2 separate regions of the Homo sapiens genome follow, and region 2 is linked to region 1. Evidence: read pairs that join two places in POLR2A ChIA-PET (ENCODE). Cell type or tissue: GM12878. All regions are shown on one strand. Links, peaks and the distances in the headings refer to the core of each region. The heading gives the core; the rest is flanking DNA. Region 1 overlaps SNX29 (sorting nexin 29). Region 2 has its middle 6.3 kb from the start of SNX29-AS3.

Region 1 (9,175 bases), core at 497-8,496:
ATCACTTGAACCTGGGAGGCGGAGGTTGCAGTGAGCCGAGATTACACCAGTGCATTCCAGCCTGGCCAACAGAGCGAGACGCCGTCCAAAAGGAAAGGGAAGAAGAGTGGAGAAGGAATATGGGGCCTCCAAAACAAATCAAATGCCACTCTCCTCGGACCTGCTGTGTTCTTAACAAGCCCATAGCATTCCAGAAGTTTGCTTTGAGGGTTTGTCAGGAACTGGTGGTAAGAGCTGACAGAAGAGGAGGCAGAAAAGCAAAGCCACTGGCCATGCGGGTGACTTCAGACAAGGGGAAAGGGCCCAGAGGGGACAGAAGACACTCACTGCCCTGGGGATTTCTTTTTTTTTTCTTTTTCTTTTTGAGACGGGTCTAGCCCTGTCACCCAGGCTGGAGTGCAGTGGTGTAATCATAACTCACTGCAGCCTTGACCTCCTGGGCTCAAAGAATCCTCCTGCCTCAGCCTCCCAATTAGCTGGGAATACAGGTACGCACCACCATATCCAGGTAATTTTTTTTATTTTTTATAGAGACAGAGTCTCACTATGTTGGCCTGGCTAGTCTCAAACTCCTGCCCTCAAGTGATCTGCCCACCTTGGCCTCCCAAAGTGCTGGGATTACAGGTGTGCGCCACTGCACCCGGCCTATTTATTGACTCTTAACTCTGATCCTGATGCTGTTCTAAGCACATCACAGTTATCTTCATGGCCGCCCATGATTTGGGTGTTGATCCTGTCACTCTATCTTGATAAGGACACGGTACTGAGGGGGCTGGGGCCACTCAGCTGGAACCTGAGCCCAGGCAGCTGAGCTTCCGAGTGTGCCCTCCCGGCCCTGAGGGCACATGGCCTCCCGAGAGCAACAGGCACAGCTGCAACTCCAACCCCAGGTACAGCTCCGTGTGCCCGAAACAAGAACTGGGAACCTACCTGCAGAAATGCAAGGCATCCCTGAGGCAGAATTATGGGTGTTTTAGTTTGCTCCAAACTGTCTTTACTGCTTTGCTAAATAATTAACTTTTTCACTTTGGAAAGCCGAGGTGGGCGGATCACAAGGTCAGGAGTTCGAGACCAGCCTGGCCAACATGGTGAAACCCTGCCTCTACTAAAAGTACAAAAATTAGCTGGGTGTGGTGGCGGGCATCTGTAATCCCAGCTACTCATGAGGCTGAGGCAGGAGAATAGCCTGAATCCGGGAGGCGGAGGTTTCAGTGACCCGAGATCGTGCCACTGCACTCCAGCCTGGGCGATAAGAGCAACACTCCGTCTCAAAAAAAAAAAAAAATTAACTTTTTCATAACAGGCTTTTGTATTTTCTGAAGTACCAGAGGGCCTTGCAGTAGGAGAACAATCATGTGGGTCTGGATACACCATCTTCTCTTCAGTAGTAAATAACCACAAGAATACAGTCCCTCTGAATGCCTCAGGACAAAACACCCTTTGCAATTTCAGAGATACCTGAGAGGGAAAGGTTGCTCGATAGAAGACTTCACAATTATCCGCAGGCACTGAGGATTAAATTACCTAGCTCTAGCTCAATTACAGTACAGAGGCAGCCACCTCCACAGATTATTACACGAAGCCAGGGAAGCCACTTGGCGGGATGTGAGTGAAGCATTCGCTGCTTTGTGGGGCAGAGCTGATGAGTTTCTTTGCCAAGCTCCTCTGGGGTTTCCAAGAGTCCAGTGACTGCTCTAGAGGAGAATCTCAGGTGCTTCACATGCAGCAATGGGATGCTCCATCTGAACTGGGACGGCATTTGCGACACTCACTCCTGGGACAACTCATGCTATGGACTGAATTGCATCCCTTCCCTAATGAACCAGTGGAAGACCTAACTCCCAATCGGAGTTTATATGGAGACAAGGCCTTAATGAGGTAATCAAAGTTAATAAGGTCATAAGCATGGGGCTCTGATCCCACAGGACCGGTGCCCTTATAAGAAGAGATAAGGGACACCAGGATGTGCCTGCAGAGGAAAGGCCACATAAGGACAGAGAGAAGGTGGCTGTCTGCAAGCCAAGGAAAGAGGCCTTACCAGAAATCAACCCTGCTGGCACCTTGATCTTGGTCTTTCAGCCTCCAGAACTGTAAGAAAATAAGTTTTGAGGGGTTTTTTTTTTTTTTGAGACATAGTCTTGCTCTGTCGCCCAGGCTGGAGTGCAGTGGTGCAATCTCAGCTCACTGCAGCCTTTGCCTCCCAGGTTCAAGCGATTCTCCTGCCTCTGCATCCCGAGTAGCCGAGATTACAGGTGCCAGCCACCACACCATGCTAATTTTTTGTATTTTTAGTAGAGACAGGGTTTCACCATGTTGGCCAGGCTGGTTTTGAACTCCTGACCTCAAGTGATTCCCCCCACCTCGGCCTCCCAAAGTGCTAGGATTACAGGCATGAGCCACCGTGCCCGGCCGAGAAAATAAGTTTTTGTTGTTGAAGCCACCCTATCTGTGGCCCCTTGTTATGGTAGCCCAAGCAAATACCCCGGACACCCAGACAGACCCACTCTTCTTACTCCTCTTGCATGTGACACAGGAGGTGATGGCAGGGTGGGAAAACACAAGTGAAAACCACCCTTCGCTCAAAATTTCTAGGATTCCTGACCCCTCATCTGTGCTGGATGACATCCAGGGTAGACAACAGCACTGTCCTTGAAGACTCCTAAAGGTACAGGCACCGCAGAAGACAGAAGCCCCTTGTCCCAGCCACCCACACACAATCCTAACCACAGACCACGTTTCTACCAAGTATCAAGGCTCAAATGCAGACATGGTGACATTTTTTTCTTCAGAGATTCAAGGTATAAGCTCTGGATATGTCCCAAACTTGCTCAAAATGCCAAATAATAAAATGATATAGTTTCTAAAAAATTGTCTGAGTCAAAACAAGAAAAACAATCTACGCCTCTGTCACTGGCCTAACTCGAGCATGTTTAAGGGCATGTATGTCATCACTGAAAATGCACAGGCAAGGCCAGTGACTTCCTCAAAGACAGAAAGCGGCTGAGGAAGGCCCAGACACCATGCTCTATGTGGACCTGAGACGCAGCTGACAAAGCAAACCGTGTTTATCTGAGATGCTGGGACCTCAGCCCCGGCCGCAGGAACTCTTGGGAAACAGAATGTCAGACACCTGCCAGGGCACACAGGGATGCCTGCAGCCCTACTTACGGTGCCTACAAAGGCTCGCAGGCATGATCTCGGGGCTGCTGTCCTTTAAAAAAAAAAAATGCCCATAAATCAAAACGCAGTGTTCTTTACAGTAGCTGTGCCTCACAGCCAGAGTCAAGTCTTGTCCATCTACACCACGGTGCCACCCACACAGAGACAGAATCATAGGTGCTGGGAAGCGATGTGGCGTTAGATCCCAGCAAGTCACAGGAGTGGCTTCTTTTCTCATCCTCAGTCCTCTCCATTACCATCAGTTCAGTAACAGGATAGCCTCAACACCTAATGTGACTCGCTGACACATCTCTTTGCCTTTGGCTTATAAAAATATATTTCTACTGTGTTTTCACCATCAAAATGTATTATCTTGGTCTTTCCTTCTTGCCTTTGCATAGGACCAAGGGAGAGCTACACTGACTACTCTGAGAACCTTAACTCGGACCCCAGGGATGTCACCAACAGCATGATCTTTGTGACCAAATCCAGCAATCAGAACTTCACCAAGGTTTTATCCCTAAATTTTTTTCCCCGAAATTTTTATTTTAGCTTTTTTTTTCTTTTCTTTTCTTTTCTTTTTTTTTTTTTTTTTTTTTGAGACAAAGAGTCTCGCTCTGGCACCCAGGCTGGAGTGCAGTGTCGCCATCTCGGCTCACTGCAACCTCCACCTCCCGGGGTTTAAGCAATTCTCTTGCCTCAGCCTCCCGAGTAGCTGGGATTACAGACATCTGCCACCACGCCTGGCTACAGAACTTCATTGTTGTCCTCAACTGAAGTCAAGCAGTCATCACTGAGTACAGAAGCTGTGATTTCTTGGTCAGTGGGGCCATAAAGAGCATCCTGATGGCAGGATGTGGCTGTTTGGTTTCAATCCCTACTTTTCCGGCACAATTCCCTTTTGGAGAAGCACTTCCAAAAGGGCTAGGTGCGGGGACTGCACCCAAATGGGCTTTCCTGCACTGCTGATCACCCCACTTCTGGTCTTGCTGGTGGTTACAGAGCTTCCCAGCAGTATGAAGACTGAGATACTTGCCACAGGCCGGGGCCAAAAAGAAGCAGCACTCATCTCTCTTTTGAACAACAAGAGTGGGTATCAATCGGAACCCAGGGCAGGCAACCACGCCAGGCACACTTAGTAATAGTTTCCTTCCACTGTCTTCATTTTACAGCGACCTGCTGGTTTCGTTAACTCATAGTGACTCTCCATTTACAGTAGTGAGATAAAGCTTCCTTTTTCAAAAAATAAAGGAATTCAATTTGTTTAAGTGCATCATTAAAAGTAAACTACAGTCTGGGCACGGTGGCTCACACCTGTAATCCCAGCACTTTGGGAGGCTGAGACCGGCAGATCATGAGGTCAGGAGTTCAAGACCAGCCCGGCCAACATGGCGAAACCCCATCTCTACTAAAAATACAAAAATTAGCCGGGCGTGGGCCTGTAATCCCAGCTACTTGGGAGGCTGACGCAGGAGAATCGCTTGAACCCAGGAGGTGGAGGTTGCAGTAAGCTGAGATCGTGCCATTGCACTCCAGCCTGGGAGACAAGAGCAAGACTCTGTCTCAAAAAAAAAAAAAAAAGTAAACTGTAGTAGGCCGGGCACGGTGGCTCATGCCTGTCATCCCAGCGCTTTGGAAGGCTGAGGCGGGTGGATCGCTTGATCCTAGGAGTTCAAGACCAGCCTGGACAGCATGGTGAGACCTCAACTCTACAAAAAAATAAATAAATAAAAATGAATAATAAAGTAAACTATAGGGTAAGTAACAGTACTGTGGTAAACAAAAGATTGACAGGTGAAAAGCAGCCAGCTACATACTCACCCACCCTGTGTCCCATGGACTGAGTGATCTATTAACACCTGCTCAGCGGAGTTCAGGGCTGAGCAGCGCCACAGTAAACCACACATGCTCACATACAAAAAGTGCGGCCAGCCGTTCCCACGCAGCAGCCTTACGGTGTCTGCTCACTTCCTGCTTCACCCTTGAATCAAAGAATGCTGGGTGCCTCCCAAACTCTTTCTTCCTTCCTTAGCAACAAAAACTAATTTCCTTTTTATCAAGAACAATTGCCCCCTCTGCAGCCAAGGGGGACCATGACATGAATGCTGGCCCAAGACACGAGTGGTATACTGTAAGCACCTTCTAGTGAAGGTCGGGGGAGCTTCAACGTTTTTGTACCAAGAGCCCATTTTGTAATCTAGGAATAACCATGGGCTCCTATTCAGGAAAATGTATTAAAATATATAAAACATACCATATCACAAAGGAAACCAATTACATCAAAATAGAATGATCATGATTGAAGAAAATACTATATTTCACCCAGAGCTAAATGAAAAACATTGTAATTTTTTTCCCTATCCAAGCTCAGGCCCCTGAATCCTATATGTAGAAATAGACGAAGTCTCTCTGCTCTCTCCTCCTTCCTGCCGCCTGGAATGAGAATGAAATGGCTGGAGCTAAAATGGCTATTTTGGTCTACAAGGCAAGACAGGAGGAGTCCCGGTCTCTGATGGCCGTGGAGCCACATACCAGCCCCAGCCCATCTACCTCTGGATAGAGAGAAATTTCCATCACATCTCCTTAACCACCGGAACTTCAAGAAGAGTAGGTCTGAATGGCTTTGTGTACAAAAAATAAACCAACTGTTGGTTTACATAGTGTCTGCTCACTTCCTGCTTCACCCTTGAATCAGAAAATGCTAGGTGCCTCCCAAACGCCTTCTTCCTTCCTTAGCAACAAAAGCTAATTTTTTTTTTTAATTGGGAACAAGTGCCCCCTCTGCCTCCAGGGGAGGCCATGGGACAAATGCTGGCTCAAGCCACCAGTGAGATACCAGGAGCACCCGTCAGTTTACATAACAGTTGGTTTATTCTTTGTTATACAAAGCCATTCAAACCTAGTCTTCCTTGCTATATCTCTAATACTTTTTCTAGGTAGTAAAGTTGGAAACAGTTGAAGCCTGATCATTAGCAAAGTTTAATCATCTTGGAGAGACATATTCTTCTTCACTTACAAAAATGAGTCCTTCAGAGTTACAAAGGAAATCCAACTAGAATAGGTCCTCTGTAGCTAACTGCATTATGGGAGGCAAACCCCAAAACCTGGAACCACAGAAGTCTACGGCAAGGCTGCTCCATCCTGAGGCACGCCCTTTAGCGCGCACACGCCCAAGCGCCACGCATTAACCACGGTTCTGGATATCCACAAGCACGTACCACACCTCCAGTCTACAACCAGGGACGTACACACCTGACGTGAACCCACAGTCACAGGGTTAGAAGCACAAAGGCACCGCCATGAGACGTGGGCCAGAAGTCATCCCAGAGCTGGTGGAGGGGGCTGCGAAAGTACTTACTAATTGTCATGGACTCTGGCACTGAGGCAGAAGGTAACAGGCTGCTCAGAGGACTTCCGTGGCCTGGAGAGCTGGCTTCCACACTAGGAAAAAGCAGGCAGGAGGAAGTTACACTCGGCCACTGAAAGTACACACCCTCACCATTCCAAAAACTAGCAGAGGTCGGTTTACTCCGGTACCTCTACTAGAAGGGATAGAGGCAGTCATTGGAAATTAGTCAGGCCTCGTTATCTGCAGATTCCGTATTTGGAAATTCATCTACGCACTAAAATTTATTTGTAACCCCAAAGTCAATACTTGAGGTGCTTTCACAATCATTCATGAACACGTGCAGAGGCCAATAATTTCACTCCCTAATGTGCATAATCTCAGCTGAAGTCGAACAGCTGGGACCTCAGATCTCACACCGTAAACAAGCATCCTCTTTGCTGTCTATTTACTGCCATGTTTTTAGCATTTTTTTTTCCACTTTTCTTTCTTTTGCGTGATCTCGGCTCACTGTAACCTCCACCTCCTGGGTTCAAGCGATTCTTGTGCCTCAGCCTCCCAAGTAGCTGGGATTACAGGCCCGCACCACCACACCCGACTAATTCTTGTATTTTTACTAGAAATGGGGTTTCGCCAAGTTGGCCAGACTGGTCTCAAAGTCCTGACCTCAAGTGATCCACCTGCCTCAGCCTCCCAAAGTGCTGGGATTACAGGCATGACCCACCACACCCGGCCTTTTTTTCCACTTGATTTTATTGTTTAAAATGTCCCCAAGCACAGTGCTGAAGTGGTACTGCCGACAGTTCCTAAGCACAGGAAGGCTGTGATGTGCCGTATGGAGATAATTTGTGAGTTAGAGATGCTTCATTCAGGCATGGCTTACAGTGCTGCTGGCTGTGAATTCAATGTTAATGAATCAACTGCATACATTAAACAAGGTGTCTTTAAACAGGAACAGACATAAAACCAGGTTATGTGTTGATCAGTTGATAAAAATGCTGTGACCAGGCCAGGTGTGGTGGCTCATGCCTGTAATCGCAATACTTTGGGAGGCCGAGGCGGGTGGATCACATGAGGTCAGGAGTTCGAGACCAGCCTGGCGAACATGGCAAAACCCCTTCTCTACTAAAAATACAAAAATTATCTGGGTGTGGTAGCACATGCCTGTAATCCCAGCTACTTGGGAGGCTGAGGCAGGAGAATCACTTCAACCCAGGAAACAGAGGTTGCAGTGAGCCAAGATCACGCCACTGCACTCCAGCCCCGGGCAAAAGAGCAACAGTTCATCTCAAAAACAAAATGTGTGACCAGAGCCTCAAAGCAACTTAACCATGTACTTCCCCTAGGAGCACTGGTTCAGTCTTCATAGCAACTTTATAGAATACAACTACTGGGAATAATAAGAATCAACTGTATGTTTACAAATAATTTACAACATGAAAAATAAAGTTTAGTGTCTTTGGTGAGAACAGCACGGTCATCACATGGTTAACAGAGATACACACACACACACACACACACACACACACACACACACACACCATGACTAGGAGGAAAAGTACCAAAACATCAACAACATAATGAAGTTGAGGGTTAAGACTGATTTTCTTTTTTCATTTACTGTTGCATTTTCCAATTTTTTTTTTTTTAAGACAGGTTCTCACTCCGTTAACTAGGCTGGAGTGCAGTGGTGCAATCTCAGCTCGCTGAAGGCTTGAACTCCTGGGTTCAAGTGATCTTCCCACATCAGTCTCCCAAGTAGCTGACACTACAGGCATGCACCACCACATCTGGATAATTTTTGTTGTTGTTTTATTTGTAAAGACAGGGTCTCACTTGCCCAGACTGGTGGTGTTGAACTCCCGGCCTCAAGTAATCCTCCCACCTTGGCCTCCCAAAGTGCTGAGATTACAGGCATGGGCCACCATGCCTAGTCACATTTTCTAAAATAAATAGCAAAAAAAGACTCCACCCCCTGGAAGGGTCTGGCAACACCAATTCCTTCTGACACTGAACTAACTGCGACAAGCTTCCTACAAGCAATGTCATTTTGAGAGAGCAGAACCCTTGACTGTTCCAGGTAAGACCATGGCATCTAATATGGTTTACGGTAGTCAGGAAGTTCCACTCTAGAGCTAGGTTTGAAAATAAGGATGTAATAGCACCCTGGGACCCCAAATTACAGCCAAGAGGAGAGACAGAAGAAGAAAACGGTAATAGCAGCAAGGATGGCAGTGGCATAAGACTTTGGTGTCCATTTCAGTTCTGCCACCAAGCATCCAGGGTCTCGCTTTGTCACCCAGGCTACATAAAAATGTTATGACCAGGCTGGGCGTGGTGGCTCACGCCTGGAATCCCAGCACTTTGGGAGGCCAAGGCAGGCGGATCACATGAGGTCAGGAGGTCGAGACCAGCCTAGCCAACATGGCGAAACTCCGTCTCTACTGAAAAATACAAAAATTAGCCGGGCATGGTGGTGGACATGTGTAATCCCAGGTACTTGGGAGGCTGAGGCAGGAGAATCACTTGAACCCAGGAGGCGGATGTTGCAGTGAGCCAAGATGGTGCCACTGCACTCCAGCCTGGGCGACAGAGTAAGACTGTCTCAAAAAAAAAAAAAAAAAGGGAGGAGCCAAGATGGCCGAATAGGAACAGCTCCAGTCTACAGCT
Region 2 (9,175 bases), core at 589-8,588, 540 kb before region 1:
CCTCGTGGGACTCACCCCTGCATCCCCAGTTTTCTGCTGGGGTAGCAGTCCACCAAATCCTAGCCCCACAGCTTCCCAGATGTTTGCCTTTGACTCACTTGTTTTCTGTAAAATGGTGATGACAGTTCTGACTTGAGAAATAGCTGTGATAATTAAATGAGCATCTATTTAAGGCATCGCGCACAATAGCTCTTTACCTAGAGAAGGGTAGGTTCCCATGTGGGGGTTTCCTTTTTCTTGGTGCTATCTTGGCCTAATGTCTGAGAAGCAGTGTCCTAGGCGGTGTCCCGCTGACCCAAATCCCCAAGGAGTGCTGGGAGCCACTGTGGGTGACTGGGGGAGGGAGATTGCACACCCAATTAGGCCAGAACTGTGAGGAAGGGGGGAGAGCATGGGGTTTGGGGCCAGTTCGCTCCAGTTCCAAGGACAAGTGGTTCTTTGCTTACTAATGAGGCCCTAAGATGTCCTTTTCTAAGCTTGTTTCCTGCATATAAGTAGAAAGGGGTACAAATGACAAAGGATGCAAAGCATTTAGCATGCAGTCTACTTGGTAAAAGGAGCCTGTTGCTTTAAGTATCATTCTTATTCCCATAGTTTACAATTTACAGCGTGAGAACTGAAGAGGGTAGCAATTGACTAAACTGCTCTATGTGCCTCATGGCAAAAGTCACAGCAAGAACAGGGCAGCCTGGAAGGCACCTGTGGATGAGGCCAGGACGGTTGAGTCTGGAAATCGCAGGGAATGTTGATCAGACAGCACGGTGATATCAGGGTTTGGGAAACTCTGGAAAGAGCTGCCTCCACTTGTAGCCGGGACCTGGGTTGGGCGGGTGCACTTATTCTAGAACTGTAGCCTTCAGTATGGCAGCCACCAGCCACAGGTGGCTTTCATACACTTGAAGAGTTGTCAAGGCTAGGTGTGGTGGCTCAAGCCTGTAATCCGAGCACTTTGGGAGGCTGAGATTGGATATTCACTTGAGCTCAGGAGTTTGAGATCAGTCTGGGCAACATGGCGAAACCCCATCTCTACCAAAAATTAAAAAATTAGCCAAGCATGGTGGCACATGCATATGGTCTTAGCTACTCCAAGAGGCTGAGGTGGGAGAACCATTTGAGCCTAGGAGGCGGAGGTTGCAGTGAGCTGTGATCCTGCCACTACAGCGTGCGTGACAGTGAGACCCTGTCTTCACAACCACCACCACCTCCCAAAAAAGGTTGGTGTGACCGAGGTAACTGGATTGAATTGTATTTCAACCACTCTGGAATAAATTGTAAGACCTGTTACTCATTCTGTTACTGGGAAGCTTAAATATGTTGGAAACAACTTAAGTATATGAATGTCCTTCTCAATGGAAAATTTTATGAAACTTAAATTTGTAGTAAAATTTTGCATCTGGATTGAGATATAGTAGGAGCCTAAGACACATGGCAAATTTGAAAGAATTAGTACCCCTCCAAAAGTGAATAGCTCGTAAATGTTTATAGTGACTCGAAATACTTCTGATATAGTGTTTAAATATAGTACTAAAATTGCACCTTTTTCTTTCTGCAATGGGTTCTGGTAGTGTTAGAAGATACACATATGGTTTGTATCTATTTTCTTTGGACAGTACTGCTGGGAATGGTTCATCCTACTTTGTCAACATTATTTTTTCATTTGGACCATTTTGGTAGCCAAAAAAATGTTCTACCATTTGTTTTAATTTCTCTCCCTGCCACGTGAGGTCAGACATGTTCTTGGGTCTATTGGTTTAATTCTGGAAATTGTGTGCCTATTTTATTACAGTATTCTTGGTCTTTTCTACCTTGGTTTGTAGAACTTTCTATATTACATATGTACTTAATGCTCTTCTAGATTTCTCTGCCTTTGGGTTTTTGGCTTCTGTTATTTGATACAAAGAAGTTAAGGTTTTTATTAAAGATAAACTATTTTCTCTATGTTCAGGAACCCTTTTTGATGCTTTCATTTTTACTGCTTGGGTGATGATCTCATCTGGGCTTTTAGAATGCAGTGTAAAGTAAGTATCCAACTAATGGGAAAGCTGGGGGACAAAACAGATTTCTATTTTAAATGGGTTTTTACTCAGTTGGTTCATCCTTTGTCTTGATTTTTAAGATTGTTGGTGTGACTAAAGTCTTTTAATAGCAGCAAATGTAAACACCTGCAGAAGGTGTTTGGTTTTTTTTTTTGTTTTGGGTGGGGGGAGGTGGTAGGAGTCAAAAAAAAAAAAAAAAAAAAAAAAAGTCCAGCCTGTTGCCCAGGCTGGAGTGCAGTGGCGTGATCTTAGCTCACTGTAACCTCTGCCTCCCCGGTTCAAGCGATTCTTTTGCCTCAGCCGCCTCAGCAGCTGGGACTACAGGTGCATGCCACTGTGCCTGGCTAATTTTTTGTATTTTTAGTAGAGACGGTTTCATCAGGTTGGCCAGGCTGGTCTCAAACTCCTCGCCTCAAGTGATCCACCCGCCTCTCAAAGTGCTGGGATTACAGGCATGAGACAGCACCTAGCCAGAAGAATTTGACCCAGGGGGCATATGGTGGAAGGAAAGCCCAAGGCAAGTTTTAGAGCAGGAATGAAAGGAAGGTAAAGTATACTTGGAAGGAGGCCAAGTGGGTGACTTGAGAGATGATGGGCACTGGCTGATCTTTGACATGGGTTTGTATGTTGGCATGCTTCTGGGGTCTTGGGTCCCTTTCCTGATTTTTTTTTTCCCTTGGGGTGGGCTGTCCACATGTGCAGGGCCTGTCAGCACTTAGGAGTGGAGCATGCCCAGTGTGCTTACTGAAGCTGTGCACAAGCCCACTTGAGGTGTTCTTCTCTTACCAGTCGAGTGTTTAAAACTCTGCTATTTTGCCTCTCTGCATGTTTGAGCCCACTTGCCCAGCTCCTGAGATCTTACTGGTAAGCTGTTGATGACCAGTTTAGGGTGTCTTTTTTTTTTTTTTTTTTTTTTTTTTTTTTTTTTTCTTGAGACGAATTCTTGCTCTGTTTCCCAGGCTGGAGTGCAGTGGCACAATCTCAGCTCACCTCAACCTCTGCCTCCTGGGTTCAAGCGAGTCTCCTGCCTCAGCTTCCCGAGTAGTTGGGACTACAGGAGTTCATCACCATGCCTGGCTAATTTTTGTATTTATAGCAGAGACGGGGTTTCACTATGTTGGCCAAGCTGGTCTCAAACCCTTGATCTCATGATCCACCCACCTCGGCCTCCCAAACTGGGATTACAGGCATGAGCAACTGTGCTCGCCCTCAGGTGTGTCTATCTGTTGTAAGCCTGCCTTTCCCTGGCACTGGCTGAGACCAATTATTTCAGACCATTAACAACTGCCAGAACATGACCTGGTAGTGCCCTGGCATTCCTGGTGGTGGTGGGGGGATGGGGGCTGCTGCTTCCCTGCTCATGTCTGACTAGCTACCCACTGTACCATGACCACCTACCATGATTCTAGGACTCAGTCTCCTTCCCCCTTCCCTGGGGCAGATCTTGTTCAGTTTCATGTGCACTTTCCCAGGCCTTTCCTATGCGTTAACATCTATGCTTTCAGCAACTGTTAGGTATAAACTGTATCATGTACATATCATTCAGCAACTTGGTTTTTTCGCTGCTTGCAGCTCAGCTGTATCAGTATACTCGGAGAAATTTTCTAACTGCTTGGTTTATTATGGTCCAAATATATAAAAGTTTACACAACCATCCTATCAATTGGACGCGATCTGGGTGGTTTCCTGTTGTTTTTCTTTACTACACACAGCTCAGGCCCCTGGCCAGGCCATCTTGATGTTTGGGTAAATGCTTTTCAAGCGGAGATACTGATGGTGGCTCCATCTTGGGGCATGCACATATTTCTTTGTCAAAATTTTCTCCAAAACGGTTATAGGAATTGGACCACAAGTGAGGTGTGAGAACACCTGATCATATTTAAGCTTTTGGTGATTTAATAGCTAGAAATACTTCATTAACCTATAGCCCCCTGATTGCTGATGAGGTGAACATCTTTTCATATGGTCAGTGAGTGCATTTTCTGTGAATTGCTTATTTATATCCACTTTTTGATTAGTATCTCATTTTCTTGGGAAATGGGGAGGCCTTGGGGAGAGAAGCCTATTTTCTTGACCAGTTTCAGCCAATGTAAAAAACAAAAGGGGTGTTCTCTAAAGCACATACATTGTAGATTGGCAGTCAGCAAACTCTGGCAACAGGAAACCGGTTGTGTGGAGGACAGTTTTTCCACAGATGGGGTTGGTGGGAGGGGAGGACAGTTTGGGAGATGGTTCAGGCACCTTACATTTCTCGTGTACTTTAAAATTATGACATAATAATGAAACTACACAACTCACCATAATGTAGAATCAGTGGGAGCCCTGACCTTGTTTTCCTGAAACTAGACGGCCCCATCTGGAGGTGGGAGGTGGGAGACAGTGACAGATCATTTGGCATTAGTTACCTTGTCAGAAGGAGCACGCAATCTAGATCCCTCACACGCGCAGTTCACAATAGGGGTTCATTCTCCTGTGAGAATCTAATGCTGCCACTGATGGACAGGCAGAGCTCAGGTGGTGATGTGACCAATGGGAAGAAGCTGTAAATACAGACGCTTTGTTCGCCAGCTGCTTACCTTCTGCTGTGTCACCTGCTCCTAATGGGCCACGAACGTTTCTTGGTCTGTGGCCTGGGGTTTGGGGACCCTTGTCATTAACAATTTGCTGTAAGTTACAAATACCTTCTGGAATGTTGGTGTTACTTTGTTCATATTTTTGTCATGCAGAACCTCAACACTTCACTGTGGTCATCAGTCATTTCTTCTATAGTTTTTGAAAAACTTATTTGTAAGTCTAATAGTGCAAGGTCTATAAATTGTATTTCATTATTCAAATAGTTCGAGGATTTGCTAAAGTTCACTTTTGTGTGTGACAAGTGTTCCAATGTACTGTTTTTCTGGATGCACAGGCAGTTGTTTTAAGACTGAGTCTTGCTCTGCTCATGTGAAAATACCCGCTTTAACCTCTGTCAAACCTTTGTCTCTACTTGGGTGTTGATTCTTTGGTTTATGTATTCCTGCCCTGGTTTCATAGAGCTTTGTAATATGATTCTTGTTTGTAGTGGTCAAAGTTTCCCTTTATTTTTCCCTTCCCAAAACTGCCCTAGCTCTTCTGCGTTTCAGAATAAGTTGGTCAAATTCTACAAAGAATTGACATACGGAACAAGGGTTGTGATGCATTACGTTCATAAAATTTGGGAAGAATTGACTGACAGTCTTTGAGGGTGATACAAGTCTGTCATTTAGTGAAAATTTAGTTTTATATAGATCGTTTAAAATAAGATTTAGCTTTGCGGCTATTGTTTCTAAAAAGCTTTGTGTTGTATATTTGACTTGTTCGTTTTTACGTTGATACAGTATGGGACTACCCTGCTCAAAGTAAATGTCAGTTTCCTGACCATTTTCTAGCTTGGAGAATAATGTGTAAACAACTGCAATTTTGTATCGCCCTGCTACTTAAAATTCTTATTACATAAGCTACAACCTCAAGTGCAATTTTGAAAAGTAGCAATGGGAGGGGTGCAGGGGCTCAGACCTGTAATCCTAGCACTTTGGGAGAGAAGATGGCTTGAGCCCAGGAGTTCAAGACCAGCCTTGTAGTCCCAGCTACTCAGGACGCTGAGGTGTAGAGGAGGATCTTTCAAGCCTGGGGAGGTCAACGTAGGAGGATCCCTTGAGTTGAGGGAGGTTGAGGGTGCAGTGAGCCATGATCGTGCCACTGTACTCCAGCCTGGCTAACAGAGGAGACCCTGTCTTTCCCCTATCCCCACCACCCAAAAACGATAGCATGAGTCTCTTGTTCTTTATACTTGGGGACATCTTAAGGCTATTAATACAGTTGCTATTGACCGGAGGTTAATTCTTAGAGCAGGGTGATATTAGTATATCTATTCAAGCTTTATGTCACATTTTAATATAGAGGGCTGAGTTAGTGTCACTTTTTCTTCTTTCTTGTATGATGTCTTGTTTAAACATGAGACCAGTAGCTTCGTGTGGCATAAAATTGTTAGGTCATGGCTCAATCCTTTAAACTTTGTTCTATTCTGGATTTTTTTAAAAAAAACTGCGGCCTATTGTGGTTAACATTTTATTATCCTGGATATATGCAGGATTATATAAGAACTTTGCCAAGCTAGAGATCTCCTTTCACCTGTTCTGTTGATGCTTTCTGATCCATGAAATGAGTATTTTCAGCTCCAAGTTACTTCAGCTATATCCTTGTTAATTGTTTCAATTACTAGGGAAAGGATTGGTTTCGTCATTCTTTTTTGTCCTCCGTATTATTAGTTTTCTGGTTCTTCTCCTTTAATGTTTTTCTGGTCTTTGGCCCTTCTGCTTTATGGGAGAAAAGGATTTTCTGAAGTCATTTGGTATCTCCAATGCTGAGTTACCCCCCCACCCCCCAACTTTTTTTTTTTTTTTAAACACACGGTCTCACCCTATGCTTTAGGCTGGAGTGTAGTGGTAAGATCATAGCCTCGATCTCCTGGGCTCGAGTGATCCTCCACAAGTATCTGGGGACTACTAGTGCATGCCACCACTCCTGGCTAATTTTTAAACTTTCGTAGAGACAAGGTCTTGCTATCTTGTCGGGGATGGTCTCAAACTCCTCAACTGGAGCAATCCTCGTGCCTTGGCCTCCGAAATTGCTGGGATTATAGGCATGAGCCACCAGGCCTGGTCTGACTCGTTCAATGTAGTTAAATCTTCTGTAACAAGGTTCTCTTATACTTTGGGGGATGGCCCCATTTAGGCAAAAATAAGATTTCTTACTATTTTCCAGTGATAAGTACTTGTTAGAACTATGATAATGGATTATATGTGCATATCATAACTCAAAGGCTTTGACACGCATTATCTGATTTGATTACCAGTCATGCATTTAAAGAGATTAGTGTATCCTTTTTCAAAGGATACACTAAGAGGTGAACTGAGGGTGTTCTGTAGCGACTTAATGTTGTAACTAGTAGGTAAAAGCAGAGAGCTAGTATTTAACTCCCAGTCCCCATATTGGCTGACCACTGAATTGCCTGGGCAGGTTCCTAAATGCTTTCTTGCCAGAGAATTCCCTAGATCTGCCTACAGAAAGCACACAGGTGTCTGTGAAAGGCAGGGGCACCCAGGGGTCAAGAGCAAAGGCTCTAGAGTGAGCATGTGTACATCTGTAAATGCTGAAAATCTGAGACAGGTTGCAGTTAATCCAGAAAGTTTATTTTGCCAAAGTTGAACACACCTGTCTGTGACACTCTCAGGAGTTCCTGACGACCTGTGCCCGAGGTGGTCAGAACACAACTGGCTTTTACACTTCCTAGGGAGACATAACACATCCATCAATACGTGCTGGATGAACATTGGTTCGGTCTGGAAAGACGGGGCAGGTCTAGAAAGGCAAGACAACTTGAAGCAAAGCTGGGAGGACTCGACGGCGCGGTGGGGGAGGGGCGGGGTGGGCTTCCAGGTCCTAGGTAGATAAGAGACAAATGGTTCCATTCTTCTGACTTTAAGTTCTTTTTTTTGGTGGTTTTTTCAATGTAACTTAAAGACTTACCGTAATTTAGAGTTTATTACCCTGAGTCTTGAGCCAACTTGGCTGACTGTGAAATGCAAGGTATATTCATGAGAGAACTGCGACTCTCACATGAAGATTTTAGTATACACGGTTAAACACTTACTGTTACTGCAGAATCAACGTTCTCTTTCTGTGATTTCAAGTTATAAACTGATAATGCATAACCTTGTCTGAAAAGAGACGATGTGCCCAAGGAGAGCACACGTGCATGATTGCAGCTTTGGCCCTGAGCACGATGCTTTTCTTTTTGGAGAGTGGATTCCAAACACAGTGGCTGTCACAAGGCTTCTCATGGACCAAGATGTTATAAATAATCGGTGCCATAAAAGAAATAGCACTGAAATGTAAATTTAACTTTCTGCAGCTTTTACTTCTATAGAAGGGTGCAACTCGTGAGTGGAGCAATACTGAGGGCATACCTGAACAAGGGATGGGAAGGGGTTTTTATTCCTGATGTAGGTAGCCCCTACTGCTGTGTCATTCCCCTATTGGCTAAGGTCGGACCACACAGTCTAAGCTAATTCCGATTGCCTATTTTAAAGAAAGCCAGGGGTATGAGTCGGAGTGGTGGGGGTGAGTAGCTTGGCAGGAAAGACGGTTACAGAACAGGTGACTAAGGATGAGTCAGGACACAGCAGGTGACCAGGGTGACTCAGGTCAAAGCAGGTGACCAGTGGAACAGATGTGAACTACTGATTAGAACTGGTGGGAAAGTTGCTCACTGAATCTAGAGGCAAGGGGGTGAAGGAAAACCACAAAAAACGTTAAAATGGAGAACAAAGAATGAGAGAGCTGAACATACTGACATAATGATTCTTTGAAGAGAAACTTGGAGTTCACTATATTTAACAAAGAGGTGGTGGAAGGCGTGGAAAGAAAAGGAACAAGCATCCTGTCTTGGTCCCTGTCCTTCAGCCCTTGAGTTCAAAGGGCAGAGGCATCGAAATGTTTGTCGGATTAATGATTAACATCTGCTGGTCTGCCGCCGTTCTCCTTGGGAGCATGGCCAAGGTCTACATCCCCTATTCTTCCCCCTCTATCTGGCTTGATCTGTGACTTTCATCTAATTTACAAACATTTGCATTGAAATGACAATCTCAAGGCTCAAAGACTTCAACCTCAAGCACCATGTAGTAGCCCAGTGAATTTTTTTTTTTTTTAAGCAGCGGGGGTGGGCTTTGGGGAGACGGGGGAATGAGTAAGAAACTTCTTGGGTCTGTTATCAGAGGCATTCGAACCAGAGCAACTCCGTCCTGAATGAGGGCTAGGAAAATGAGGCTGGAACTTGGGAGGCGGCATTCTGGACTGGTAGCTATTCTTGGCCTCTAGATGTTTCTGGTTAAGGGAACAGATTAATAACACTTAAAAATTATTGATGCCACAAAAGAAATAGCACTTGAAAATTTCCTCAAGGCAATTTTACTTCTATAGAAGGGTGACTTACAGATGGAGCAATGGCGAGAGCACAGCTGAACCAAGGGAGAGGAAGGGGTTCTTATTTCTGAGACAGGTAGCCTCTACTGCTGTCATTCCCCTATTGGCTAGGGTTGGACCACAGTGTAAGCTAATTC

The links. Peaks named below come from ENCODE experiments on the same cell type or tissue, not always from the same donor. Only the 100,000 strongest peaks of a DNase experiment are listed, where the experiment ranks them.
Region 2: POLR2A ChIA-PET joins it to region 1 with 5 read pairs; 1 of 35 experiments calls an interaction of 5 or more read pairs at or near these places.

What each region holds. Positions count from the first base shown.
Region 1 is chr16:12,076,258-12,085,432 of GRCh38, reverse strand. SNX29 (sorting nexin 29) reads right to left here. Exons shown (of 21, transcript NM_032167.5): 11 at 6,518-6,600. It also overlaps the pseudogene RPS23P6. Among named protein-coding and RNA genes, the nearest start is that of SNX29, 100 kb to the right of the region's middle. In GM12878, for the core only: no CTCF peak of the experiment used is centred there; a DNase peak (open chromatin) is centred at 5,063; H3K27ac peaks cover 1,339 bases.
Region 2 is chr16:12,612,902-12,622,076 of GRCh38, reverse strand. No RefSeq gene overlaps it. Among named protein-coding and RNA genes, the nearest start is that of SNX29-AS3, 6.3 kb to the right of the region's middle. RefSeq lists enhancers at 8,122-8,281, 8,462-8,601, 7,732-8,931 and a cis regulatory region at 9,092-9,175. In GM12878, for the core only: no CTCF peak of the experiment used is centred there; DNase peaks (open chromatin) are centred at 4,506 and 8,286.